Linked DNA regions of Homo sapiens: region 2 is linked to region 1. Evidence: chromatin loops called from intact Hi-C (ENCODE). Cell type or tissue: heart right ventricle. All regions are shown on one strand. Each heading gives the region's core, and the rest is flanking DNA. Links, peaks and the distances in the headings are about the cores only.

Region 1 (15,216 bases), core at 4,480-12,479:
ATTTGGAGTTTAAGATATAGCTGTAGAGGTGGTTTTAATTCCTTTAGATGTCTCATAAAATGAGACTTTTTATATGTTAATGTATAATAAAACTGAAACAAGATTATTTTCCATTTGAAATTTTTGTATAGTTTAAAAAGGCTTCCGTATTCTTTGTTGGTATTGTGCCACTGCAGAACTTTAGTGCAGAGTTTATATTTAGCTAAACTGTTATGTTAATTAAGAAATGCATAAATCTTCTATTCTTAATATTTGTAATTCTAAATAAATTGATCTATGAAAATTATTATTTTCTATATTTTCATTTAATTCAAGTCAATATGCATTCCTTCTGTTTAAAAAGTTTTGAAGAATTGTAATTTCCATTAAGTTATATTTTTAGGGGAAACAGTACAGATTACCGAGTCTCTCTGAAGTACCATACCATCCAATGGTATGGATTTTATTTATTACCATACCATACCATCCAGTGATACGGATTTTATTTATTACCATACCATCCAGTGGTATGGTATTAAGCAGGTAAGTTATTTGGCCTGGTATAGACCTAGTGAAAGGTTGATTTTAATATATTCTGCCTAGAATTGGGTATTTTGTGCATTTTTTCTTTTACATTTCTTTTTTTTTTTCTCTGTCGCCCAGGCTGGAGTGCAGTGATGCAATCTCAGCTCACCACAACCTCCAGGTCTTGGGTTCAAGGGATTCTTCCACCTCAGCCTCCTGAGTAGCTGGGATTACAGGCACGCGCCACCACGCCTGGCTAATTTTTGTATTTTTAGTAGAAACAGAGTTTCACCGTATTGGTCAGGCTGGTCTCGAACTCCCAACCTCAAGTGATCCACCTGCCTCAGCCTCCCAAAGTGCTGGGATTACAGGTGTGAGCCACCATACCCGGCCTGTCTTACTTACATTTCTTAAGGCTTATTTGTCACACTTAAATAGTACCTCATTTTACACATATTTAATTGAGCACTGTTTATCTTTCAGTGCCTTCATGTGTTGACAGCAGGGACTGTGCTGGAGAATACAGTTGAATTTTATTTCTGTTTTGGGAGGAAGAAATCTATATTTCCAAGTAGTCATGTTGGGTCAGCCATACATTGATTTGAATGATATGCCACTGCTTAACACACTTTCGGAGCTCTAAAGAAAGCTATCAAAGCCAGATTGAGCAAACATGCAAGCACATACATGGCTTTTATTTATATAGATTTGGTTCTGAGTTACTTTAAGCTAGTTCCAAAAGTCACATTCACTCGTAACCATTGAGAATCTACAAAAATATTTGCCCATTAGCATTTTTGAATCAATGCACCTCTCTCCATCTTCATTATCACCACTACTTGCAGCCCAGCTGCCATCATCACTGGCCTGGAACACTGCAATTGTCTCCTAACTTACCTCCCAGCATCTACTCAGCCCTCTTCAAATGCAGTCAGAGGGATCATCTTAAAATGCAGAATGGATCATGTTATCCCTCTGTCTATAAATGCTTTTAAAGTCTTCATTTGGCTTTCAGGACAAATTCAAAACTCTTTTACAAGACCTATAAAGCCATGCATGATCTGGCCCCCCCCCCCCCACTTCTTTATCTGCTCGTTACTTCACAGGGTCTTTGCACATGCAGTGTGTTCCCTCTCCTCTCCTTGTAACTCTTGATCATCTTCCAGATCTCACCTTCAGCATCACTTTTTCAAGGAAGCTTTCATTAACCACAGCACATCTATTACAATGTCTCCAGATCATATATCTCTCCTTCCAGCACTTGGCACATTTGCAATTTAATATTAATATTTCTTGGAGGTCTTTTGTCTCCCTACTAGCCTCTGCTCCATGAGGGGAGGGACTGTTTCTGTTTTTGTTCACCATTTATTTCCAGGTCCTGGTAAAGTGCCTGTTCATGGGCAACAAATAAATATTTGTGTAATGAGTGGGCAAATGAGAGTTTCAAAAAAGCTCTAAGCAACATTAATGTCATCAGAATAAGAGTATGGTCTTCCGTGGTGATTTCCTTGAAAGATGAGACAGTAATGACTGGCATGTAGAAATTCTGACTTGGTGATTGCTTTTAAACCTATCACATTACTTTATCATTAGTCCTGACTAACAAGACCACTGCAATATAGGAGGCACTGTATGGTGGTAGACTAATGGGTGGGCTGAGTTTGAGTCCTGGCCATGCCATTTATAAGCTGTATAATTGTGAGACACTACTTAGATTCAGTTTCTTGATCTTTAAAGTAGGAAGATTAGTCCCTGTCTTACATGGTAGGTGTGAGGATAAAATAGATAATGTCTGTAACACATTTAGCAGTTAGGGCCTCTTAGAGTTTGAGAGAGCTGCAGGCTACTTCTTAGAGGATCCCACAATTTAAAATGTGACAACAGGATTTACATATTTATAGATTTTTACAGTTGTTCACTGGGGAAACAACATGAGACAATATAAAAGCAATAATAAAATAATTACCAGATTTTTTCGTAAGTGCGATTCTTAGTGGACCATAATTTAAAGTGTTATATGTCTTTCAGTTTTGTGGATGTATTTGCAGTATCTCATTTGGCCATGTCACAAGTTTAAATGTAAGTCACAAGTTTAAATGTAAAGCTCTGTGATTGTGAGACCTCCTGAGCACCTCCAGGATGGGCCCTGAGCACAGTGTTAATAGCTAATGTTTATCAGCTCATTTTTGGTTTCAAACAGTTTTCAAAGAATCGATAAGTACACTTTGCTGCTAAGGCCTCAACTATGTTCTCTTGGCTGCTTTTTGCTGGGGGAATGGCAGGGACAAGGTCTCACTCTGTCACTCAGGCTGAGTGCAGTGGCACGCTCATAGGTCACTGCAGCCTTGAACTCCTGAACTCAAGCAGTCCTCCCACATCAGCCTCACGATTAGCTGGGACCACAGGCACATGCCACCATGCCTGACTTTTTTTTTTTTTTTTTTTTTTTGAGACAGAGTCTCACTGTCACCCAGGCTGGAGTGCAGTGGCCCAGTCTCGGCTCAGTGCAACCTCCGCCTCCCGAGTTCAAGCAATTCTCCTGCCTCAGTCTCCTGAGTAGCTGGGACTACAGACACCTGCCACCATGCCCAGCTAATTTTTGTATTTTTAGTAGAGAGAGGGTTTCACCATGTTGGCCAGGCTGGTCTTGAACTCCTGACCTCAAGTGATCTGCCTGCCTTAGCCTCCCAAAGTCCTGGGATTACAGCGTGAGCCACCGTGCCTGGCTTTTTTTTTTTTTTTTTTCAAGAGACAGGGTCTTGCTATGTTGTCCAGACTGGTCTCAAACTCCTGGGGTCAGGCAAACCTCCCACTTCAGCCTCCCAAACTGCTGGAATTACAGGCATGAGCTACTGTGCCCAACCTCCTGGTTGGTTGCTTGCTTGCTTGCTTTTTTCCTCAACTCCTAAGTGCTTGGAAACTCTTGGTTGGTTTTTGTTGTTTTTGTTTTTTGAGATGGATTCTTGCTCTGTTGCCCAGGCTGGAGTGCAGTGGCACGATCTTGGCTCACTGCAACCTCCACCTCCCAGGTTCAAGCAGTTCTCCTGCCTCTGCCTCCTGAGTAGCTGGGATTACAGGCATGTGCCACCATGCCCAGCTAATTTTTGTATGTTGTGGTGTTTTTTGACACAGTCTTGCTCTGTTGCCCAGCTCTTGGTTGCTTTAAAAAATACAAAATTAGCTGGGCGTGGTGACGGGCGCCTGTAATCCCAGCTACTCGGGAGGCTGAGGCAGGAGAATCGCTTGAACCCGGGAGGCAGAGGTTGCAGTGAGCCAAGATCATGCCACTACACTCCAGCCTGGGTGACAGAGCAAAACTCCATCTCAAAAAAAGAAAAGTACAAACCACTTGAATAACATCTCTGAAAATTAGGGCATCTGGCATGTATAATCTCATGCTCTTCTAGTAACCATCAAGACATGATGTCCTGGCCCTAGCTAGCTATGGCATCCCATGAGCCTACTTTAAAGCACAGTTTACAAAGAAACTTCACCTGTGGTTGCCTCATACACAGACCATTTCCTTTGACTCTAAAGGAGTTTGAAAACTCTCAAAATATCAAAATATTTTAATTGATCTTAGACTGACTTAGAAACGGTTATTTACATACATTTAGAATTATAAATTGCAAAGAGAAATTTCCCAAAACCAAAATACTCACAAAATATTATTAAACATTCAAGCAAAAATGTTTTTAACCCAATTAAATTTCTCAGCTCAGTGGCCTGCTGATATAATATTGATTACTGGCTAAAAACTACATTTGCAGAAACTTTTAGAAATGTCTTTCATGGCCACATAGTATGTACTGAGCAATTGTGGAGTGAAGCACTGTACTAGGAGTTATCTAGAAGAATTCATTTAAATAGAAATTACATTGGAACATTTGTGAAAGACATTTAATAATCCACAAAACTTGCACAGGAAGTACAATAACAAGTGCTAAGGGTAATGGAGTGATCGAAGTAACAGGTGCAAAATCAGGATTACTTAGAGAAAATTTCAGACTTCAGAAGGCAGGTGGGGAGTCCTCGAGTGTTTTGAAAGCAAAAGGTATGAATTTGGTTCAAAACTGAAAGGAGTGACTTTAAGACCAAAGCATATATTGTGGATAGTTGACCTTCAGATTTGCATAGCTGTCCTGCAGGCTAAGGATGATATCAGTTATCTGGGAGGGTAACTGAAAGCTTTTTATAATTTGGTAGCAACTGGAGGCTACCACAGAACCATAGAGTAATTTTTTTTTTTTTTTTTTTTTTTTTTGAGAGCCTCCCTCTGTCTCCCAGGCTGAAGTGCAGTGGCACGATCTTAGATCACTGCAACCTCCACCTCCCAGGCTCAAGTGATTCTCCTGCCTCAGCCTCCTGAGTAGCTGGGACTACAGGCTCCCGTCACCGTGCCCAGCTAAGTTTTATATTTTTAGCAGAGATGGGGTTTCGCCATATTGGCCAGGCTGGTCTTGAACTCCTGACTTCAGGTGATCCACCCACTCGGCCTCCCAAAGTGCTGAGATTGCAGGAGTGAGCCACTGCACCTGGCCCACAGAGGGTAATTTTTTTTAAGTAGTTGAGAAGCTAGAGGCAAGGGGGCTGTCGAAATAATCTGCATGCAGAGTCATTGGAGCTATGATTGAACGTGAAGATGACAGGCCCAATTTTAAAAAGTAATAAACCTAGGATGAGGGTTGAAGAGACGGGGTAGAGTGACTTTAAGATTATAAGCCTTGGAGGGACCAGGAGAAAATGGCAGCTGTCAAACACAAGGGGAAACTGAGTCAAGCTGAGGCATTCTTGTGAAGAAAATAATGAGTTCTGAACAACCAGTCCAAAAACTAAAAACAGGCCTGGCAAGAAGGCATAGGGATGCAGACCAATGGAATGTGCAGGCTTGGAGAGAACACAGGTAAAAACGAATGCGGGAACTCTGGGGTGGGAGTGTGGGCTTAAAACGTCATTGACAAAGTGGCGGGGTACCTTCAAATGTGAGAGGTGCTGTCAAAACCATCATCAAGGTTAACAAGGACATGTCCTTAGCATGGAAGTCAGAAAGGACAGTATGCTGATGTGTCTCTCCCAGGCTGTCAGTCATGGCTCCTCAGAGCTTATCCCGAATTCTCCCAGAATCCTCAAAAGTTACCAAAGGCAGAAAAGATGTGTTCCTCCCATGAGTCCAGCTTTGAACCAATGTCTTCAGAGAGAGGGGAACAGGTTTCAAAATTCTGACCTTGGGAGCTAGAGTCAGAGATGCCCCCTCCAACCCCGTTTGGTTCGGGCAGGCAGTTCACATCTACCTCAAGAGGCAGCTGGGGCTTCAGACATTTCGTTTCAGTTCCAGGAGCACAGTGGTTGAGGATAATCTCCGGCCTAGCCAAAGGTTGGAAGGATTTCCCACTCTGACGCCGAGACTTGGCACGCCTGTTCTGGAACCATACCTGGAAGAGGGGAGAAAATAAAAGCTGCTTTTGGTTGGAGTTTTTTATGCTAACATTATGTTCACAGTTCATACTGGTAAGTTCCAGTTTAACATCCCCTGGCTTCCTCTCCAGAGCCTTGTCTTCAGAAAGCACTTGGGTTGACGATTAGAAGTTCAGAACACCTGGCTTTCCTTGCCTCCCCATTCCCAGATGGAAACATTGGAATAATGCCTAGTTCTATCTACTCTTTAGTTAGAGAAATTTTCATGAAAAATGGGGTCACAAAAATGGAAGCACTTAGAATTCTTAGAAAAAAACTGCATTAAATTATGAAGAAAACCTGTTTTTTAAGGTCTGCACTCCCTTGTCAAACTAATCAAGGAGGTATTTTGCTCATGCCAGCTGTTGAGACTGACAGCTGTATGACCGCCAGGGGTGCAGAGAAAACAAGTCCACTCTCCCAGTGTTTAAATGAGGGCTGCTACTTAAAACTGCGCTTGGACACCGACCACGGGGCTACAGACAGACAAAAAGGCAGGCTTCTCCTTACCAACTCTAAGATTCTGATCTAAATTACTTTAGATAATAAACACGGCCGGGCGCGGTGGCTCACGCCTGTAATCCCAGCACTTTGAGGCGGGTGGATCACCTGAGGTCAGGAGTTCGAAACCAGCCTGACCAACATGGTAAAACCCCGTCTCTACTAAAAATACAAAAATTAGCTGGGCGTGGTGGCTGGCGCCTGTAATCTCAGCTACTCGGGAGGCTGAGGCAGGAGAATCACTTGAACCTGGGAGGCGGAGGTTGCAGTGAGCCCAGATCGCGCCATTGCACTCCAGCCTGGGCAACAAGAGTTAAAACTCCATCTCAAATAAAAACTAAATAAATAAAAATAAACACACCTTGCACTAGATTTTTCAAACTGAAAACAAGCTCCAGGTGCTTCTCGCTTTATCTCAATTCGCTACATCCTTTCAAATCTAATCCCAAAACGTAACACTTGCCAAGAAAGTAGCATGGGGGTAACTTGGCGAGCCAGCCTTCCCCGTTTTCAGCTACCATTCTCACGCTCAAAGCCAGAGGAAAACCCCAACTGCCCCTCATCTGTGTCTTCTTCCCGGATAAAGAAAAAGTGTAAAACTTCTTATCTTCCTGCTGGGAATTACTTTCTGGCCATTTCAGGGGACCGGCTAGCCTCCTAGGAGCCCTTATTATATTTAATAATGAGAGAAATCGTTCAGTGCAGGCCTAAATTATTTCACACAGGCCTCGCAACCACCCTATGCAGCAGGTGCCGATATCACCCCCTATTTCAGTCTAGTACGCAGAGCCTCAGGGGAAGCACCGTGCCTGCAACGTCCCGGGTGTGGCCTCAGGAGCCCGCAGTCCAGACCTAGAGTCCGCAGCGCCTCCGCTCCAGCGCGCACTTGCGAACGCAGCGGGCCCTCACCTGGATCCTGGACTCGGGGAGCAGGGTGAGCGCGGCCAGGCGCTCGCGCAAGTGGATGTCGGGGTACCGGGTCCGGCGGAAGACGAGCTCCAGCAGCTGCAGCTGTTCGGCGCTGAAAGACGTGCGCTTGCGGCGCTGCGACGCCGACGGGGCGGCCGCGCCTTTGGGGGGCGCAGGCGAGCCCAGGCTGGCGGGGGGCGGCGGGGCCGGCCCGGGGTCCCGGCCGAGGAAGCCCGCAAAGGTCGCTGGGCCGGGGCCCGCGGGCGGCGCAGGGAGCAGGGCTGCCGCAGGGCTCGGGGGCGGCAGGAGCGCCCCGCCGGCGTGGGGGGCCCGGTACGCTGGAAACGCGGCGCCCTCGGCAAACTGGAGCGCACGGGACTCGGCTGTGGCCATCGCTCCGGAACCCAGCGCGCCGCTCGGAGGGGCGCGGGCCGCACTTATACCCTCCCGGGCCAGGGGCTGGGAAGGCGGGGCGGTGCGATCAAAGGTGGGCTCGGGGAGACCCGTGTCTCCTCCGGGTGCGAGCCCGCCCCCGGCCCCGCCAGACGCCGGGGAATAATCGCTTCCGCCGGCTGCGGGATGCAGGAGGGAGGCGTGAACTTGGGTCCCGGCCCCCTCCGTGTTCTTCCCCGCCCACCCGCCCGGACGGCGCAATCCACATCCCCGAAGGACTATTTGCCTGGGAGGGGCAGCCCGGAGGGGCCCGGGTGCGCGGGCCGCAGGCGACAGAACTCTCTTCTCCGGGTCAAATCCCCGTTAAGAGCGGCGGAAGCACCTTGCCTGGCCTGTGCCTTACATGGCCTGGGCCTTGAGCCTTGCCCTAGTCCCGTCTGTCCTCATCAAAGCTATTTATTTACCACCCCTGCTATGTGCTAGACCCTGTACCAGGTTGGTCAAACAGCCCGGCCCCTGTCTTCTGCAAGCCTCCCTAACACATCCTGAATCCAAGCGGGGAGGGGGGTGAAGATAAAGGATCCAGGGGGCAGCACATTCCTCCTGATTAAATGGGTGGGGGGAGTGGGGGGGTCTGGCTGGAATGTCCATGGGCCCACCAATAAAGATACCCTAGGTAGGGCGGGGTTGGCAACGTGCCCCATTAGCAGAGGATACGGCGCAGTTTGGCCTTTCTGGAGATACTCAACAATGCTTAAGACCCGTCTATTGGATGGGAGGAGATGAAAGCCACCTCATGAAGTTTCCACGCGCCCTGAATCATCATTCTTTCCTCTGCCCCTTGGGGCTCTGAAAGCTCCCATTTTCTCTACTTTGTGCTATGGTTATGGTTTCTCTATCTGCTAGATATAAAGTCTTAGCAAGCAGGAACCCACCTCTCCCTTTCTGAGTTTATTGAGTGTCTGCTTTGTACACCTATTCTGCGTGAGGCGCGGTGCTAGGCCCCTTAGTGAATGTCTGTCGAATTGGATGTCACTGAGCTCTCCTTATTGAAAGAGAAACCCATGGTCCACTATGGGAACTGCCCCACCACAGTGCAAGAACTCAAGAGAGGAACACAGAGGCCCAGGTCTTTTTGCCCCCAGCACCTGAGCGCTGATTTCACCGGGATCACTCACTGTGGTCGACTCAAAGGGAGATCTTTATTGGGAGGATCTTTCAGGGCACAATCCCCGTCCTGTCTCTGCATTCTAGAAGGTCAAAAGACAGTCTCAGAAGAGCTTGGATCTTTTTATCCTGGGTGGACATTCCAGGTGGCAAAGCGGAAAGTTTTCTTGGAGCTGCTGCAGAGAAGAATTTTGGGCTTGATTCTCTCCTGGCTGTGGTAAGGGGTGGGGTTGGCAGGGACTGTGTCCTGTGTAGCCCCTGAGGCCCTTCTGGGCAGCTGATATACTTACCTCCTGCTCTTCCATCTTCCTTCCACCCCTTCTCCTTTCTTTCCCCCTCTTCTCTTGGTTGCAGTGAGCCAAGATTGTGCCATTGCACTCCAGCCTGGGCAACAAGAGTGAAACTCTGACTCAGAAAAAAAAAAAAAAGTTAATTCCCCAGCATCTCCAAAACAGCCAACATCCATTGGCCAGGTGCAGTGGCTCATGCCTGTAATCCCAGCACTTTGGGAGGCTGAGGCGGGCGGATCACCAGGTCAGGAGATCGAGACTATCCTGGCTAACACGGTGAAACCCCGTCTCTACTAAAAATACAAAAAAAAAAATTAGCCGAGCATGGTGGTGGGCACCTGTAGTCCCAGCTACTCAGGAGGCTGAGGCAGGAGAATGGCGTGAACCTGGGAGGTGGAGCTTGCAGTGAGCTGAGATCATGCCACTGCACTCCAGCCTGGGTGACAGAGCGAGACTTCGTCTCAAAATAAATAAATAAATAAATAAATAAATAAATAAATAAATAAACAATTATTAGCCGGGCGTGGTGGCACAAGCCTGTAATCCCAGCTACTCAGGAGGCTGAGGCAGGAGAATTGCTTGAACCCGGGAGGCAGAGGTTGCAGTGAGCCAAGATCGCGCCACTGCACTCCAGCCTGGGTGACTGACTGAGACTCCATCTCAAAAAAAAAAAAAAGAAAAGAAAAAGAAAAAAGAAATTACTTCTCCATGCGAGTGGATTTCCCATTTCACTTGGGATTTTCATTGACTAGGGTTGGAAAGATAGAAGTCATATTGAGTTTCTACAAAAGCACTTGAAATTAAAATGATTTGCTACTTCTCTTCTTTGACAGACACTTATAAACATATAAATGGTTTTCACTATATCCAAGTTCTAGATTCCTGACTCAGTTACCCTGCTGCAGGCATACAATGGATATGTATATCACATATCCATTTGCTAATTCTTCTATATTCAGTTTTTCAATAGGAAAATGGGAAGAGCCCTATCCTTGGCAATATAATTTTTAAAATAATTATTGCAAGTTATTTTCCCAAAACAGATACCCTGTGATGTATAAAGCTCCATAAAGTGCTTTTTTTCTACAGAAGCACATCAGCTGACCAGCTCCAGCATAGCAAACTTAAGTTCAGGGTTAGCTGAAGACAGCAATCACTGAGATTAGGATCTGGATTCCTCCCTCTCCAGCACCTGGGCGAGCTCACCACTTGATTTGCTGAGAGATTTTGGCCATTATTTACATTTAGTCTGTCAGTAACTTGAAATAGACACAAGGGAAGGCAAGGTGAAATAGAAGACAATCCTCAAGGATGCTTCCTGTATAATGAGGGAAGACCAGTAAATACAAGAGGCAGTAGGGAAAAAAAAACATGATTATCTGGATCCAGGGCCGGTTCTACAGCAGCCCAGTCTGGGCAGGATGGGGCCACTTGGGGTCACTGTCCCGTTCTGCGTCCTCAACATTTCCCACCACGGTTCCTGTCACTGAATCACCCAAATATCACAGAGGCCTGTCTTTCCTCCCCAAGTGCTAAGTACTCTCTTCCCCGGGCTCTCTTTGTTGTTCAAGTCAGGCCCTCCACTGCCTAAGACCTGGCCGAGATCCTGGGTATTTATTAAAGGGAAAACCAGGAAAAGACAGCCGAGGGGAGTTGACGGCTCTGCTTCCACCTTGAGATCCGCAGCGCTGTTTGCCCCTTTGATCCTGGCCTCACTTTGATTTCCTCTCCTCTGGCTGCCCAGGCCTCCACAATTCCTGAAGTTTATTTCAGAACCAGTGGTTACAACAGACTGAAAGACAACAGCCCCCAAAAGGTATTAATGTGCCAGGAAAGTGATTAAATCCCCTCGTTAAGAAGCCTTGTTTGTTGTTGTGTATTTGGCACCATATACATTCAAAAACTAAGCACACAATAGATGCTGAACCCAACGTGTATTTTAAAATAGTGATTCCTTTTCTTCCTCCCACTATTTTTGCCTGAAGCCTCGTCTCACACAGAGGAGTCTTTTGCAACCCCAATCCACACAGTTAACCAATAAAGTTAAAATAACATTTCAACCTCAGAGAACAGAATCCAGAAGTTTTCCAAACTTATATCTGCATACTTGAAACGAAGAACTGAAACAACTAGCAGAATATTCTCAAACCTGACATTTGACTGATATTCCTTTCTTCAGTGTATGCACTGAGCACTTGAAATGGGGCTACTGTGACTGAAGAACTGAATTTTTCATTTCATTTTAGCAGATTTGAATTTACCCATAGGTGGCTAGTAGCTTCCATATCTATCAGCACAGCCCTAAACCGTCATCCAGCAAATCACCCTTTTTGTTTGTTTGTTTGTTTGTTTTGAGATGAAGTCTCGCTCTGTCACCCAGGCTGGAGTGCAGTGGTGCGATCTCAGCTCACTGCAAGCTCCACCCCCCAGATTCACGCCATTCTCCTGCCTCAGCCTCCTGAGTAGGTGGGACTACAGGCGCCTGCTACCATGCCCAGCTAATTTTTTGTATTTTTAGTAGAGACGGGGTTTCACCGTGTTAGCCAGGATGGTCTCGATCTCCTGACCTCGTGATCCACCCGCCTCGGCCTCCCAAAGTGCTGGGATTACAGGCGTGAGCCACCGCGCCCGGCCAATCACCCTTTTTTGATAATTTTATTTTATTTACTTTTTTCGAGACAGGGTCTTGCTCTGTCACCCAGGCTGGAGTGCAGTGGATCACAGCTCACTGCAGCCTCTACCTCCTCAGGCTCAGGTGATTCTCCCACCTCAGCCTCCCAAATAGCTGGGACTACAAGTGCGCACCACTATGCCCAGCTAATTTTTGTATTTTTTGTAGAGATGAGGGTTTCGCCATGTTGCTCAGACTGGTCTGAAACTTCTGGGTTCAAGCGATCCACCCATCTTAGCCTCCCAAAGTGCTGGGATTACAGGTGTGAGCCACTGTGCCCGGCTCTGATAACCTTTTATGTGTATATACAGAGAGGTATCCAGTTGGTACAAAATAATACACTAGACTTGAATTCTAGACTCTCATTTTTATTGTTTAATCACAACTCTGGATCATCAAAGTTGTTATTTTATTTTATTATTTTATTTTATTGAGACAGAGTCTCACTCTGTTACCCAGGTGGGAATGCAGTGGCATGATCTCAGCTCACTGCAACCTCTGCCTCCCAGGTTCAAGCAATTCTCCTGCCTCAGCCTCCCAAGTAGCTGGGATTACAGACATGTGCTACCCCGCCCAGCTAATTTTTGTATTTTTAGTAGAGATGGGGTTTCACCATGTTGGCCAGGCTGGTCTTGAACTCCTGACCTCTGGTGATCCGCCCATCTCAGCCTCCCAAAGTGCCGGGATTATAGGTGTTAGCCACCGCGCCCAGCCCGTTACTTCATTTTATACCTGACAGACTCCTATAGATTTGGCAAAAAGCGTGTTAAATATTATTGTAATTAGTCGGGTATGGAGGTGCACACGTATAGTCCAGCTACTCAGGAGGCTGAGGTGGGAAGATTGCTTGAGCCCAGGAGGAGTTTGAAGCTGCAGTGAGCTATAATTACACCACTGCACTCCAGCCTGGACACCAGAGCAAGACCCTGTCTTTAAAAAACAAAAACACGTTACTGTAGCATTCGTAAATTATCTTTCTCCAAAAGTGACAATTTGAGGTCACTTGCTGGCTAAAGAATTATGATACTACTAAGGAATAATAATACAAGTTTCTTTAACATTGTCATTTGACTTAAACCTCATTTAATTATTTTCTAACCATACAGTGAAACTCTGCTGTCATTCACTGACTCTGTGGGATATGACATGATATTGAATTCATGTGTATCACATATCTTGCATGAAGTCATACTGGACAAGGACAAGTAAAGAGAGAGGCATTAGGAGAACATAGAATCTGCCAATATTTGTCTTTTCTGCTCCCAAATAATTTATTTTTTTAATTTTTATTTATTTATTTTTTGAGACGGAGTTTTGCTCTTGTCGCCCAGACTCAAGTGCAATGGCACAATCTCGGCTCACTGCAACCTCTACTTCCCAGATTCAGGCAATTCTCCTGCCTCAGCCTCCCAAGTAGCTGGAATTACAGGTGCGCACCACCATGCCCAGCTATTTTTTTGTATTTTTAGTAGAGATGGGGTTTTGCCATGTTGGCCAGGCTGGTCTCAAACACCTGACCTCAAGTGATCTGCCCGCCTCAGCCTCCAGTGTTTTGGGATTACAGGCGTGAGCCACTGCACCCTGCCCCAAATAATTTATTAAAGTGTTAGCAGACACCCAGAGTAACCTAAGATCAATTCTGGACTCTGTCCCAGCCTGCACACATTGGGTGTGTATTTCCCAAACATTTTCTCTTTGGATTGCCTGTAATCGCTGGAAGACATCCTGCAGGTAAAATGCCACTCTGTTATCTAATCAAACACAGGTTCTTGGAGGATCTGGGATATAATAAGACACTTTCAAATAGATCCTCATTCATTTCAGTGTGCACTAGGAAGATGTGGTTTGAAATCAACAGTTCTACTCTCTCAGGCGATTGGGCATTTAGCCTTCATAGTAACCTGAACTTTCTGTACTCATGTAGATGGAAGAGGAAATAACTTTGACCTCTTCTTTTACATTGAACTCACGTGCTCCAAGCACCAACTCGTGTCAGGCCAGGCCCCGAGTTGCAGTACGTAAGAAGAATCTCTTCTGTTTAGCAGCCTGGCTGCTTGGGTGAGTGGCTGGCCTGCACTGAGGAAGTCCATCTGGCTCAGCCGACTCACCCCTCTCGGGAATCTCCCTTAGACCTACACTCAGCTCATTCTCATATATTGCCCCAAATCTGCATTCACTTTGGGTTTATCACTTGTACAAATAGTGCCAAAGAGAGCCGTGTTTATAACGTGGTTGCCCATTGTGCGATCATTGAAAGCCATTAGCACTCAGACTCTCGTCTCTCCATACCATTTCCCACAAGAGAAAAAAACACTCCACTGAGAAATGGCTCATTCTAGGCCTGGGAGAAAAAATACACAAACCTGGGCCAGGTGCAGTGGCTCATGCCTGTAATCCCAGCACTTTGGGAGGCCAAGGCGTGCTGATTGTTTGAGGTCAGGAGTTCGAGACCAGCCTGGCCAACATGGCAAAATCCTGTCTCTACCAAAAATACAATAATTAGCTGGGCATGGTGGCGTGCACCTATAGTCCCAGCTACTTGGGAGGCTAAGGCAGGAGGATCGCTTGAACCCGGGAGGCAGAGGTTACAGTGAGCTGAGATCGCACCACTGCACTCCAGCCTGGGCATCAGAGCGAGAATCTGCCTCAAAAACAATAACAAAAACAAAAAAAAACACCACAGGCCTGGAATAGTCATAGCTGAAAACAAGAAAACTGTAACCGTCTACCAAGGTAGCAAACACTCTCAATAAATAATATGAGGAGGCTCCCACTAGCCAAACATATGAGAGTGTGAGCATCAATAAGAAAAATAACAGCAGTAGACTGAAACACATTAAATGTGTTAAAATCTATTATTTTGTGATGATCCTGGGGAAACAAAACTGATCCCCTTGGAAGGTTCTAGGGAAAAAATGCTTAATTCTGCAAACTGGTAAGCCAAGAGAAGGAGGCAAGCATTTGTCCTGCCTTTTCTGTATTACTGCAACACAAGGTAAACAGACTGCTGACGAAGAAAAGTTCCTCCTTATGGAAGTATTCTGCTAGTAAATAAAGAAGGGATGCTACAGTTAGAATAGCCCCATTTGGCAACCTCTGATCAAATAATGGGCCTAAGCAATGACCTTCGTGGCTACTGATAACTACTTCCCTGTAGAAATACACACTACCACCTATGAATCATTCTTGCCAAAATATAAAACCAGAATCGAATCCAGCATTGGAACTCACTGCCTATTCGAAAGAACTGCAGGGAACAAGAACTCTCCCCACATCGCTACAGGAAGACAATCAACAAAAACCAGACTGCTGCGGGGTCTACAGGAT
Region 2 (15,216 bases), core at 4,200-12,199, 99 kb before region 1:
ATAGCCGTGAACCACTTCTCCTGGCCCACAATATAGAATATTTTATTTGACCACAAAAGAATCTAGAAATCAATATCATTACATACCTATCAGAAGGGCACACACATTTAAAAAAGTCAAAAATCTGACATTACCAACCGCTGAAGAGAATATAGAGCGGCCAGAATTGATAGGGATGTCAAATGGCACAGCCACCTTGGAAATCCATTTGGCAGGTTCTTATAAAGTTAAATATGTACCCACCATATGACCCAACCATTCCATTCCTAGGTATTTACCCAAGAGAATGAAATCCCATGAGCCCCAAAAGACTTGTACATGCATATTCATGGCAGCTTTATTAATAATAGTTTTATTAATAATAGCTGCCATGAATATTTGTGGATGGGTATTAAAACCAAATACACATCTAGCTGGGCAAGGTGGCTCATGCCTGTAATTCCAGCACTTTGGGAAGCTAAGGTGGGCGGATCACCTGAGGGTGGGGGTTCAAGACCAGCCTGGCCAACATGGTGAAACCCCGTCTCTACTAAAAATACAAAAATTAGCTGGGCATGGTGGTGGGCACCTGTAATGTCAGCTACTTGGGAGGCTGAGGCAGCAGAATCCCTTGAACCCTGGAGGCAGAGGTTGCAGTGAGCCAAGATCATGCCAATGCACTCCAGCCTGGGCGACAAGAACGAAACTCCATCTCAAAAAATATATATCCATCTATAGGCAAATAGATAAGCAAATTGGTTTGTCCATACAAGGGAATACTACTCAGCAATAAAAAGGAGCAAACTTCTGATAGACACAGTACACAACAACATGAATGGATCTTGAAAACTTTATTGATGAGCTAAAGAATCCAGATCCGAAAAAGTGTGTATGTGTGTGTGTGTGTGTGTATAATACATATATATAGTAGGATTTTTTAATATAAAGTCCTAGAACAGGAAAAACTACTATATAGTGACAAAAAGCAGACCAGTGTTTGCCTAGTACTGGGAGGGGTAGGACTGACTACAAAGGAGTATGAGGAAAATTTTGTTGGTGATGGAGATGTTATATATCTTAATTATGATGATATATACATAGATGTCAAAATTCATCAAACCATACACTAAAAATAGGTACATTTTAATATATATAACCTTTATCTCAATAATAGTTGATTTTAAAAAGAAACAAATTGTCAAGATGTTATACACTAAAGATTTGTGCACTTTACTGAATTGTATGTTTCAATTTTTTTGTTTGTTTTTTTTTGAGACAGAGTCTCTGTCTCCCAGGCTGGAGTGCAGTGGCGCGATCTCGGCTCACTGCAAGCTCCGCCTTCCGGGTTCATGCCATTCTCCTGCCTCAGCCTCCCCAGTAGCTGGGACTACAGGTGCCCGCCACTACGCCCGGCTAATTTTTTGTATTTTTCATAGAGACGGGGCTTCACCGTGTTAGCCAGGATGGTCTCGATCTCCTGACCTTGTGATCCACCCGCCTCGGCCTCCCAAAGTGCTGGGATTACAGTGTGAGCCAGCGCGCCGGGCCTGGGAGGAGGCTGGATACCTCTGTATGTGACCTTTGAGTCTGCAGAGACGAATCCTTTAGGGCACATCCCCAGATGTCTCCATCCTGCGTGTCCGGGTCCCAGGCTTCCTCAACCAGGGCTCTGAGGTTGTGTAAACAACTTGTCTTGGCTAAGCATTTATTTTTTATTCTTATTTACTTATTTTTTTTTGAGATGGAATCTCGCTCTGTTGCCCAGGCTGGAGTGCAGTGGTGTGATCTCAGCTCAGTGCAACTTCTGCGTCCCCAGTTTAAGTGATTCTCGTGCCTCAGCCTGCCCAGTAGCTAGGATTACAGGCACGCACCACCATGCCCAGCTAATTTTTGTATTTTTTGTAGAGACTGGGTTTTACCATGTTGGCCAGGCTGGTCTCGAACTCCTGACCTCAAGTGATCTGCCTGCCTTGGCCTCCCAAAGTGCTGGGATTACAGGTGTGAGCCACCGTGCCCAGCCTTGGCTGACCATTTAAATGCCTCTGGAACTCAATGACTTTAACTATTAATGAGAGGGAGCAGGGACCCCCCCTTTTTGAGCCTTCAGGCACCTCGAGCATGGAAATAAAGGAAAATGGTGAATTCCTTCAAGGGAAATTCCAGGCTCCTAGCTACTCCTGAGAAGTAAATAAGCAACTTGATACGCAAGAAGGTAATGGTAGTTTAAAACAGTAGTTAGAATCACAGGATGTTTGGTTCCCCTACAGAAACTAAAGATAACATCTTAACATATGTCACTGAGTTATTTTTCAGGAACTCAAACCCCTATCAAATGGATCTGCTGGCACTTTAGACCTCAGAGAACAGGGAGCTGAGGACTGGACTTCTTTGTTCTCAATTTCTTCCTGAGGGGCCTGGAGGAGGTCATGCCCACAAGCCAGAGCTAACATTCTTTGCTGCTGACCCCAAATTTTTAAACAAAACTTCTCATCCTCAACCAATTGCAAATCAGAAAATCTTGAGTCTATCAGTGACCTGTAAGCCCCCACTTCAAGATATCCCACCTTTTTAGGCCAAAACAGTGTATAATCTCCATGTATTGATTTATGATTTTGCCTGTAACTTCTGCTTTCCTAAAATCTACCCCTGCCTTTAAAAATTCTTTCTTTCAGGCCAGGCACAGTGGCTCATGTCTGTAATCCCAGCACCTTGGGAGGCTGAGGCAGGAGGATTTCTTGAGGCCAAGTGTTCGAGATCAGCCTGGGCAAAATAGCAAGACCCCACCCCCCCCTACACACCTGCCCCCGATCTCTACAAAAAATTTTAAACTAGCCAGTTATGGTGGCACATGCCTATAGCCCTAGCTACTTGGGAAGCTGAGATGGGAGGATCGCTTGACCCCGGGAGTTTGAGGTTGCAGTGAGCTATGATTGCACCACCACACTCCAGCGTGGGTGACAGAGCGAGATCCTGTCTCAAAGAACAAAACAAAACGTCCTTACTTTCAACCCATCAGGGAGGTCAAGATTTAAGCAAGAGCTGCTTGATTCTCACTTGGCACCCTGCAAATAAACTCCCTCCTTTCTCCTGCTGCAAACCTCAGTGTGGTTCTTCTGGCCTTATTGCACCAGGCAAGCGGACTCCAATTCTGTTCAGTAACATTAAGACCTGAGTTTGCTCCTCAGCTGTGTTCACTCTTCGTAAAGGCAATGATGGCCTCTTTGTAAGCTACCAATGAGGGCTCTGGCTCTCCACTTAGCTGGTATGTGTTTAACTCTCGCTTTTCATTATTCCTATACGGGGCACTAATAACCAGCCAACTCCACTGTGTTTTTAAGCAGTGTCTTTCCCCTGTCTTTCAATGCCTGAATCATCTCACCAGCAAAGGTGTTCCCCTCCACTCGGATATTTTGGGCCACCTTGAATCAGGCATTATCCGTGCCCCACATTCCACTTGGGATGGGATACTCCTTGCCAGCCAGGTGAGAAATTAGTCAATCCTAAACTGTGTGCTTTTCCAGCCACTCTTGATACCCTGTTCCTGTTCAAGTTTTCTGAGAAACAGAGGCTAGGACACAATCAGATGTATAGATTTATTTATTTGGGGAAATGCTTTTGAGGAATAAAGCAGAGAGACAGCTAGGCCAATGGGAGGCTGTGTTCATCATGCTCTGATTACCTTCCATGTTTGCTTGCTGAAAGGACTCACAGGACTCCAACAGTTTCTATACTCATACAGACCAGTTTTGTTTTGTTTTGTTTTGTTTTTTGAGAGTCTCACTCTGTCACCCGGGCTGGAGTGCAGTGGCAGATCTCGACTCACCCCAATCTCTACCTCTCGGGTTCAAGCAATTCTCCCACCTCAGCCTCTCGAGTAGCTGGGATTACAGGTGTGCACCACCATGCCCAGCTAATTTTTGTATTTTTAGTAGAGACAGGGTTTCACCATCTTGGCCAGGCTGGTCTTGAACTCCAGACTTCACATGATCCACCTTCCTCAGCCTCCCAAAGTGCTGGGATTACAGGCGTGAGCCACCCAGCCCAGCCCTCACATATCAGTTTTTAACAGGCAAAGGATACAGTATGGTAACAGCAGGCAACGTTATGCAAAGAAGGGGCTACAGATCTCAGGCACAGGCTTCTTTGTTCTGTCTCTGCTGACTCCCACTGCCTGTGCTACACGTTCAGGTCTTGAACCGTCATGTGTGTACATACCAGGAAGTCCAAAGCTCACTCATGGTGGGATCTCTTGGAGTGAACTGGTCACATAGGCATGTTTTAGCTCCATGACCAGCCTTAATATTGAAATCCTCCAGGCTCCATCAAAGAAACAATTATTAAACAGTGCTGATGGGCTGGTATGTCCTGTTCCCCAAACAATCCACAGACCGATGGTTACAGAACATCATTTGATATATTCCATAGTGTTGGCCAAGGGTCACCATCAGGCTCCAGGCAGCTCTACAGGTAAGCGTGCAGCCTATCCTGACCAGACCACACAGGAGCCCCCACAGCCAAGAAAGCCCATTAGAGGAGGCATGGAATGGGCTGGTTTGAGCAGCTCTGCCATGCGCAGTTATTGGCTAGGAGCAGCCTGGGGAGAGCATGGTGTTGATATGAATACTGTGGCAGAGCTTAGGGACAGCAGTTGGAGGCTGGAGATCTCAGTGGCTGTGATGGTTAAGGTTAGGTGTCAACTGGATTGGATTAAGGAACACCTACAGAGATGGTAAAACATTCCTTCTGGGTGTGTCTGTCTGGGTTTCCAGAGCAGACTGGCGTGTGAGTCAGTGGACTAAGAGGGGAAGATCTTCCCTCAATGTGGCTGGGCACCAACCAATTGGCTGGGGGCCAAGATAGAACAAAAAAAGGAGAGAAAAGGATTTCCTCTCTCTCCTGGAGCTGGGACCTACTCTTCTCCTCCTGTCCTTGGATATCAGGACCCCAGGCTCTCCAGCCTTGAGACTCTAGGGCTTACATGAGCACCACCCACCCCACCAGGTTCTCAGGCTTTGGGGCTTGGGCTGAGAATTACACCATTGGCATCCCTGGTTCTAAGACTTTTTGACTTGGATTGAGCCACAATACCAGCATCCCAGGGTCTCCAGCTTGCAGATGGCCTGTCATGGGACTTCTCAGCTTCCAGAATCATGTGAGCCAATTCCCTAATAAATCCCTTCTCCTCTGTCTGTATATGTATGTATGTATGTATGTATGTATGTATGTATCTATCTATCTATCTATCTATCTATCTATCTATCTATCTAATCATCCCCTGTTGGTTCTCTCTCTCTAGAGAACCCTGACTAGCAGTGGTGCACCTCCATAGGTATCAAAACCCATTTCAGGAAAGGTTTCAAAAGCCCTCTATACTTGTGAGGCCCCTGTTTATCTCTTGAGTCTTAGCTTTTGCCACATCTAATTTTAAACTCTTCAACTATCCTCAACTACTTAAAGTTCCTGGGATAAAAGCTCTGTTCTTTCTTTCCCCTGGGCCTTTGCACATGACTTTCTGCCAATCATAGTACTTTCTTCTTCCACTTCCTCTCTCTAACTTCTACTCAGCCTTCAGGTCTCAGTTCAAAGACTGGGAAACATTTCTTACCTCACCCCCTATCAACCTCTGATTAAGTTCAGGACATGCTACCCACAAATACAGCACTTTGGTATTTGAGAAAACAGCAGAAGCAAGTAGGTCCATCTCATCTTCCTCTCAGCCTTCTCCCTTGAAGCAGGTCATGAGACCTCATTGGAGAGGTCCCTCCCTATACCTAGAGGAAAGGGACATCCTTATCTCTGAACACACAGAGACACAAAGAAAAATCGGAACAAATAGGTCTTGCTAAGTGGTCCCCTCACACTTTATTAACATTAGATCATACTTTTTATCCAATTATATTTTTCCAGGACCATCCACTTCTCCATCAAACCTAGCATAAAATATACACAGATTTACCTGTTTGTTTGGGCCATTTCCTTTTTTTGTTTTTTTGAGACGGAGGTTTGCTCTGTTGTCTGGGCTGGAGTGCAGTGGCTTGCTCTTGAATCACTGCAAGCTCTGCCTCCCGGGTTCAAGCGATTCTCCTACCTCAGCCTCCCAAGTAGCTGGGATTACAGGCGCATGCCACCACACCCAGCTAATTTTTGTAATTTTAGTAGAGACTGGGTTTCGCCATCTTGGCTAGGCTGGTCTCAAACTCCTGGCCTCAGGTGATCAGCCCACCTCAGTCTCCCGAGGCATTACAGGCGCGAGCCACTGCACCCAGCCATTTCCTTTTAAAGTCTCCCATGTCGCATGAAACTTAAATAAATAAATGTGTATACTTTTCTTGTTAAACTATCTTTTGTTATAGGGGCTTCAGCCACAAACCCAGTGATGATCAAGGAAAAAATATTTCTTTTCCTCCCCTACATCCCGCACTCCACTATGCTCCTACAGTATCTTGACCTCAGCCCTAGGACAGCTACTGTCAAACTATTGCAATTGCTTATGGAATGTGTCTGTGTCTTCCCTTAGACTGAAAGCTCTGCGAGGCACTATGTCACATTGAATTTTGCAACCTTAGTTCCTGCCACATAGTAGGTGCTTAATTAATAAGTATTTGCTGGCCAATTACTGAATAATCGTACCCTATTAAATTGCCTAGAATACTAGGGGTTATGAGAAGACAGCAGAATTGATGACTATAAACCTTTTTCTTTTCTTTTTTTTTTTTTTTTTTTTTTGAGACAGGGTCTTGCTCTGTTTCCCAGGCTGGACTGCAGTGGTGCAATCATAGCTCACTGGAGCTTCAACCTCCCCAGCCCAACTGATCCTCACACCTCAGCCTCCTGTGTAGCTGGGACTACAGGCGCACACCACCTCACCCAGCTAATTTTTGTGGAGGCAGAGTTTGACTATGTTGCCCAGGCTATTAAACTCTTAATGTTTCCTTGGACACATACAGGTCCTGAAGGGGCAATCTTTCTGGGTTAGAATTCACAAATCTGCACTGTGTTGAGTCATCCAATCTTTCTGGTTTGGGCAGTTCTGATGACAAGGTATTCCTCCTTGGGTAGCCTGGGCTGGTGGGCTCCTCTAGCTTATATGTGCTAATTCATTTAAGAAATTCTGAACAGGCCAAGTGCCGGTAATCCCATCACTTTGGGAGACTGAGGGCGGATTGCTTGAGCTCAGGAGTTCTAGACCAGCCTGGGCAACATGGCAAAACCCTGTCTCTACAAAAAATAGTGTGCCCCTGTAGTAGCGTGCCTCTGCAGTCCCAGCTATTTGGCAGTCCGAGGTGGGAGGATGTGGCTTGAGCCTGGGAGGTTGAGGCTGCAGGAGCTGTGATTGCCCCACTGCAGTCCAGCCTGAGCAACAGAGTGAGACCCCGTCTCAAAAAATAAATAAATAAATAAATAAATAAATAAAATTGCCTAGTAGAGTGCCTCTTTGACTTCACATCTTCATTAAGTGCCTAGGAAGGGGTCTAGCACAAAACGACTACCAAAGATTTTAAGATTGGGATAAAACCTAGTCTGAAAACAAGATTTTCCTTGTAACACATTTATTGAGTTATACTTCACAGACCACAATTCACCTATTTAAAATACACAATTCTATAGTTTTTAGTATATACTAGTTCACACTTAACCCTGGGGGATACATTCCAGGACCCCCATTGGATGCCTGAAACTGACGATAGTACTGAATCCTATATATACTGTTTTCTCTATACATACATACCTACGATAAAGTTTAATTTGTAAATTAGCAAAGTAAGAGATTAACAACAATAACTAATAATAAAATAGAACAGGCTGGGCACAGCGGCTCACGCATGTAACCCCAGCACTTTGGGAGGCCAGGGCAAGCAGACTGCTTGAGCCCAGGAGTTCAAGACCAGCCTGGGCAACATGGCAAAACCCCATCTCTATAAAATATACAAAAATTGCTGGGTGTGGTGATGCATGCCAGTGGTCCCAGCTACTATGGAGGCTGAGGTAGCAAAATCACCCGAGCCTGGGGAGGTCCAGGCTATAGTGAGCCATCATTGCACCCCTGCACTCCAGCCTGGATGACAGACCTTGTCTCAAAAATAATAATAAAACAGAGCAATCACAGCAATATACTGTAACAAATGTATACTGTAATACAAGTTACTGTATATTGTAACTGTGTCTCTAAATATCTTATACTGTACTCATCTCTTTTCGGACCTCAGTTGTTTATGGGTAAATGAAACCACGGCAAGAGAAACTCTGGAGAAGTGGGGACTACTGTATGCACAGAGTTGTGCAACCACCAGGGTTGATTTCAGGACTTTTTTTTGAGACGGATTCTTGCTGTCACCCGGGCTGGAATGCAGTGGCACGATCTCAACTCACTGAGCCTCTGCCTCCCAGGTTCAAGTGATTCTCCAGCCTCAGCCTCCCGAGTATCTGCATTACCACTGCCCACCACCACACCCAGTTAATTTTTGTATTTTTAAAACAGACAGGGTTTCACCGTATTGGTCAGGCCGGTCTTGAACTCCTCTCCCCAAGTGATCTACCCTCCTCAGCCTCCCAGAGTGCTGGGATCACAGGCGTGAGCCACCACACCCGGCCAATTACAAGACATTTTCATCACCCCAAAATGAAACCCTGTACAGTGGACTGAACACGGCGGCTCCAGCACTTTGGGAGACTGAGGCAGAAGGATCCCTTGAGGCCAGTGGGTCCGGAGTCGGTTCTTTCCGGTGGGTTCTTGGTCTCACTGACTTCAAGAATGAAGCTGCGGACGTTGGTGTTGAGTGTTAAGAAGTCACAAAAACGGTGTGTCCAGAGTTTGTTCCTTCAGATATATCCACAGTGTCTTCCTTCCAGTGGGTTCGTGGTCTTGCTGACTTCAAGAACGAACCCACAGACCTCTGTAGCGAGGGTTACAGCTCTTAAAAGTAGCGCAGACCCAAACAGTAAGCAACAGCAAGAATCAATCTGAAGTGCAAAATAACAAGGCAGAACACGTTACCACTTCTGACTCCGGTGGCCAGCTTTTATTCCCTTATTTGGCCCCTCCCATGTCCCGTTGATTGGTCTATTTCACAGAGTGCTGATTGGTCCATTTTACAGAGTGCTGATTGGTCAATTTTTATGGAACGTTGATTGGTGCATTTACAATCCTCTAGCTAGACACAGAGTGCTGATTGGTGTATTTACAATCCTCTAGCTAGATAGAAAGGTTCTCCAAGTGCCCACCCCATCCAGAAGGCGCGCTGGCTTCACCTCTCGCCAGGAATTTAAGACCAGCGTAAGCAACATGATGAGATCCCTGTCTCTACAAAAAAAAAATTTAGCCAGGCATGGTGGCACACACTAGTCCCAGCCACTCCAGAGGCTGAGGCAGGAGGATTTCTCGAGCCCCAAGAGTTCTAGGCTGCAGTGAGCTATGATAAGGCCACTATACTTCAGCTTGGGCAACAGCAAGCAAGACCTTGTCTCTAAAAAAGAAAGAGAGAAGAAGAGAGAAAGAAACCCTGTACTCATTAGTAGTCAATCCCCATCCCCCACCCCTGCCCCTATTCCCATCAGCCCTAAGCAATCACTAATCTGTCCTTTATCTCCATGGATTTACCTATTCTGCACATTTCACATGAGTGGAATCATACAATATGTGATCTTCTATGACTGTCTTCTTTCACTTAGCATATGATGTTTTCAAGGTTCATTCATGTTGTAACATTTACCGGTACTTCATTCCTTTTTATGGCTGAATAATATTTCATTGTATGGTATACCACTTTTTTCCTTTTGTTTAACTTTTATTTTAGGTTCGGGGTACATGTGCAGGTTGTTATATAGGTAAACTCATGTCATGGGGGTTTGTTGTACAGATTATTTCATCACCCAGTTACTAAGCCTAATAGCCAACAGTTATTTTTTCTGATCCGCTCCCTCCTCCCACTCTCCACCCTCAAGTGTCTGTTGTTTCCCTCTTTTACCACATTTTTCAATGCCTGCTTTTATTATAAAAGTAATACAAGACCAGGCACGGTGGCTCACGCCTGTAATACCAGCACTTTGGGAGGCCAAGGTGAGCGGATCACCTGAGGTCAGGAGTTGGAGACCAGCCTGTCCAACATGGCGAAATCCTATGTCTACCAAAAATATAAAAATTAGCCAGTGTGGTGGCAGGTGCCTATAATCCCAGCTACTCGGGAGGCTGAAGTGAAATTGCTTGAACCTTGAATCTGGTAGGCAGAGGTTGCAGTGAGCCAAGATTGTTCCATTGCAATACAGCCTGGGTGACAAGAGAGAAACTCTGTCTCAAAAAAAAAAAAAAGATAATACAAAATATTTTGGACTTGCAGTACTGGCAAAAGTAATAAAAAACATTTTACTGCTCATAATTTTATATAATTTACTACTTATAATTTCTCTATTATAAATACAGATTCAGAGAAAATTAAAAGCACCCATAACCCTATCACTCAGAGATAACCACCATAAACATTGGATATCTTTTGTTCTGAGCTTAATCTATGCAAATATATTTAGTAATTGGAATCATACCTGTAATGTTTGTGTAATATGAATTTTTTTCTTGTGGTAAAATGCACATAATATAATATTTACCATTTTAGCCATTTTAAAGCGTACAGTTCAGTGGCACTAAGTACACTAAGTACATTCACATTGTTGTGAAACCATCACCACCATCCACCTCCAGAACTTTTTTATCATCCAAAACTGAAACTCTGTACCCATTAAACAATAACTCCTCACTCCTCTCCCCTTCAACCCCTGGCAAGCACCATTCTGCTTTTTCTCTATGAATTCGAGAACTCCAGGTTCCTCACATAAGTGGAATCCTACAGTATTTCTCCTTATGTGTTATTTCGCTGGCTTATTCGGCTAAGCATAAAGTCTTCAAGATTGATCTATGCTGTAGTACGAGCGGACTTCAAGAAGTTAGTGGAAAAATTGAATTAAATGATTTTTTTTTAAGACTGGGTGCAGTGACTTACACCTGTAATCGCAGCACTTTGGGAGGCCAAGGTAGGAGGATCACTTGAGCTTAGGAGTTTGATTCCAGCCTGGCCAACACGGTGAAACCCCGTGTCTACTAAAAATACAAAAATTAGCTGGGTGTGGTGGCACGTGCCTGTAATTCCAGCTACTCAGGAGGCTGAGGCAGGAGAATCGCTTGAACCTGGTAAGTGGAGGTTGCAGTGAACCAAAATTGTGCCATTGCTCTCCAACCTGGGCGTCACAGCAGGACTTTGTCTCAAAAAATAAAAAATTAGCTGGGTGTGGTGGTGCGTATCTGTATTCCCAGCTACTTGGGAGGCTGAAGTGGGAGGATTCCTTGAGCCAGGGAGGTTGAGGCTGCAGTAAGCTATGATTGTACCACTGCACTTCAGCTTAAGCAACAGAGTGAGACCCTGTCTCAAAAAATAAAAATAAAAAAATAAAGTTTGATCAGGAGCTGAGATACCCCAGAAAGCCCTGAAAGTAGCCACACCTCTACCACCAGCCTTGGCTGCCCAGGGAGTAGTGGCCTCGGCGGCCTCACATCCATGGTTCTGTGGGTAGGGACAAGAAGGTCATGGCGAAGATTTTCGGGAAAAGGAAAATGATTCAATGTAAGAAACAGATCTGCCATTAAAAAAGAACCCCAGGAAGTACCTTGGCTGTGTAGGAACTGGAGAGACTGTGGAGTCTGACGCTGAAGGAGAAAAGGGTGTGGAAGCAGCAGATGTCACAGCCCTGGTGGAATTCCACTGCAAGGCAGTAAACGTGGAGCAGGCCGTAACCATTATGGAAGCAATCCACGTCCTGGGGGTCCTCCACACAATTACCAGCGGAATTACCAGAATAGTGAGCGTGGGGAAAAGAAGGAAGGATAGGAGAGTGCTCCCAAAGGCCAGGCCCAACAAGACTGGCCCTTCCTCAGGAGAAGGTTCCTGGAGAAGGTTCCTGCCCTACTACCTGAAGAGACCCTATGGGCGTGGACCACAGTGTTCCAGCCCTCCAGCGCAGGGAGCGGAGATGGAGGATGCTGACAGCCAGGGTGCAGGAGCACCAGGTAGACCAGTGAGGCAAGATATGTATGTGGCTATAGGCCATGATTCCACTGGGGCCCTCTTAGCCAAAGACAGCCTAGAGAGGATGGTGATGAAGAGGATAAAAAGAAATCAAGGAGATGAGACCCCAGGTCAGCAGCAAGGTCGGTGCCCAGGTGGAGACCCCGAAAATATGGCAAAGAGACAAAAGCAGCTGAAAATTTGCCCATGGCCGGCCGGGCGCGGTGGCTCACGCCTGTAATCCCAGCACTTTGGGAGGCCGAGACGGGCGGATCACGAGGTCAGGAGATCGAGACCATCCTGGCTAACACGGTGAAACCCCGTCTCTACTAAAAATACAAAAATTAGCCGGGCATGGTGGCGCGTGCCTGTAGTCCCAGCTACACAGGAGGCTGAGGCAGGAGAATGGCGTGAACCCGGGAGGCGGAGCTTGCAGTGAGTCGAGATCGCGCCACTGCACTCCAGCCTGGGCGACAGAGCGAAACTCCGTCTCAAAAAAAAAAAAAAAAAAGAAAAAAAAAAGAAAATTTGCCCATGGCCAAGGCTGAGCAGGGTAGGGCTGAGTAAATACCAGCTTACCATCTCTACCATCATCCCCTTTAGTCGTACAACAAGAAGAAATGAATGTGAAACTGCAGCAATAAGAAATGAACAAAAGATTGGCACTGAAGACATTGTTTGCTCTTTGCTGCTGACCAATTATTAGAACTATCTGCATTATCTGTGCAGCATGGGTTTTTAAAATCACTTTTTTCCTAAAGACAACTCTTTTTGGTGATAACAAATGTGGTTTTCTTAAAAAAAAAAAAAGTCTGGCTTTTCTCAATATGCCTCTAAAGATTTTTAAATTGTTTCATATCTGGTCAAGTTGAGACTTAAGAACTTCATTTTAAATTTGTAATAAAAGTTTACAACTTGGTGTTTTTTCAAAATAGTCAATGAACTGCAAGCACTTGTCAATAAAGATCTTAAATAATTGTCAAAAAAGTTAAAATAAAAAATATAAACTTTATTTCTCAACATAGACTTCACCAAGTTCGGGACACTTTCTTTTGTAAGCAATGATACCAGCCATTTAGTCCATCCCTAAAGAACTGAGGGTCCTGGGAACGTAACCATGTCAGTGCAGTCTCTTTTACGATACTAACTGAAGAAAAATAGGTGTAGTTTAATGGTTTTTTTTAAAGATTAGGAAATGAAGGCAGAAGGAGGCAAATCAGGACTGTAAGGTGGATGCCTAATGATTTCCTTTTGAAACTCTATTTATTTATTTGTTTGTTTGTTTGTTTTTTGAGGCAGGGCCTCACTCTGTAGCCCAGACTGGAGTGGAGTGACACAATCACGGCTCACCACAACCTCTACCTCCTGGGCCCAAGCAATTCTCCCACCTCAGCCTTCCGAGCAGCTGGGACTACAGGCATGCGCAACCACGCCTGGCTAATTTTTGTATTTTTTGTAGAGACGGGGTTTCACCATGTTGCCCACGCTGGTCTCTAATTCCTGGGCTCAAGCAATTCACCTGCCTTGGCCTCCCAAAGTGCTGGATTACAGGCATGAGCCACTGTGTCCAGCCTGTTGAAACTCTTGCTTGCACCCATTTTGATGAGAGGAATGAACAGTAACATTGGTGTGGCAGAGAAAGACTCCCTAGTGAAGATTTCTTAGGGATTTTCTGCTAAAGCTTTGACTAACTTTCTCAAAACACTCCTGTAATAAGCAGATGTTATCATTCTTTGGCCCTCCGGACAGTTAACAAGTAAAATACCTCAAGCATCCCAAAAAGCTATTGCCATGACCTTTGCTCTTGACTGGTCCACTTTTGCTGTGACTGGACCACTTCCACCTCTTGGTTGCCATTGTTTAGATTGTGCTTTGTCTTCAGGATCATACTGGTAAAGCCACGTCTCATCTCCTGTTATAATTCTTCAAGGAAGTGCTTCAGGATCCTGACCCCACTCGTTTAAAATTTCCATTGAAAGCTCTGCTCAATCCTTTTGTAGCTCCTGAGCACGATGATTGTGTGTTCATGCTCATGTGTGAGATGTCCCACCCTTGAACCTTGTTACAACATCGGCATATTACCTGTCTGACATGGAAGGAAAAAAAAATGCTGTGCTCTCTGCTCTTGTCTGCAGCTGATCTGAATGCAACTGTTTTGGCATCCATCAAATGAAAAGTTTGCTCACCTTTAATTTTTCTATTAGAATTGTGTAAAGTGAGCCAATTGAGATATCTATGGTGTTGGGTATTGTTTCTGCTGTTAATAATCAGTCTTCTTCAATTAGGGTACAAATAAGGTTAACTTTTTCCTTGAAAATTGAAGTGGATGCTCTGTTGCTTCAGGTTTCATCTTCAATATCGTCTTGTCCTCTCTTAAAATGAGTTATCTATTTGTAAACTGCTGAATTCTTTGGTGCATCATCCTCATAAACTTTTTGCAAAGCATTGTTAAAAGAAAAACTTCAGCCTAATTAAAGGAGTTTAATTGAGCAATGGACAATTCCCAAATTGGGCAGCCCCTAGAATTACAGCAGATTCAGAGAGACTCCAGGGGTGCCTCATGGTCAGAACAAATTTATAGGCAAAAAAAGTAAAGTGATGTACAGAAATCAGAAGTGAGGTACAGAAACAGCTGGATTGGTTACAGGTTAACATTTGCCTTATTTGAACACAGTTTGAACACTCAGCAGTCTAAGAGTGCTTGAAGTATGGCTGCTGGGATTGGCCAAGACTCAGCAATTTAGTTATAGGCACATACTCCTAAGTTAAGTTTTTAATCTTGTCTGCCTATTACACTAGGTTACAGTTAGTCCACAAGGACTCAAATACAGAAGTATGGACTTTCTTCTCAGGCTATATTTAGTTTGCTTTAAGAGCATCAATAATTTCATCATTCTTTCACCCAAGCTTCACCGTAAAGCTTCCATTTGTCCACCATCAAGCTTCACCATTGATGTTTGTTCTTGCTTCAATTTTGGCAGAATTTATGTTGCTCTGAAAGGTACTCTGTTCAAACTGATGTCTTATCCTTCTTAGTGTTTCAGACTAGATCCCATTCAGGCATGTTATAACAAGTAAGTACAAGTTTATTTTGGTGCAAAAAAATTTTGAAATCCATGCATACTTTTTTTCTTTTTTCCATTTTTTTGAGACGGAATCTCACTCTGTTGCCCAGGCTGGAGTGCAG

What was found. Peaks named below come from ENCODE experiments on the same cell type or tissue, not always from the same donor. Only the 100,000 strongest peaks of a DNase experiment are listed, where the experiment ranks them.
Region 2: a loop joins it to region 1, with 4 times the contacts of the local background. A loop is called at or near these places in 3 of 110 quality-filtered maps.

Annotation. Positions count from the first base shown.
Region 1 is chr1:226,216,227-226,231,442 of GRCh38, reverse strand. MIXL1 (Mix paired-like homeobox) reads right to left here and starts at 7,779. Exons shown (of 2, transcript NM_031944.3): 1 at 7,369-7,779; 2 at 4,383-5,936. The coding sequence starts at 7,761. The coding sequence ends at 5,631. LOC124904528 (a long non-coding RNA gene) reads right to left here and starts at 9,304. Exons shown (of 2, transcript XR_007066907.1): 1 at 9,219-9,304; 2 at 8,945-9,104. LIN9 (lin-9 DREAM MuvB core complex component) reads left to right here. Exons shown (of 15, transcript NM_001366245.2): 15 at 1-286. RefSeq lists a silencer at 7,061-7,355 and an enhancer at 7,401-7,460. In heart right ventricle, for the core only: no CTCF peak of the experiment used is centred there; no DNase peak of the experiment used is centred there; H3K4me3 peaks cover 1,323 bases; H3K27me3 peaks cover 1,104 bases.
Region 2 is chr1:226,314,966-226,330,181 of GRCh38, reverse strand. LOC124904814 (small nucleolar RNA U13) reads left to right here and starts at 14,018; the gene lies at 14,018-14,121. It also overlaps the pseudogene YBX1P9. In heart right ventricle, for the core only: no CTCF peak of the experiment used is centred there; no DNase peak of the experiment used is centred there; H3K27me3 peaks cover 207 bases.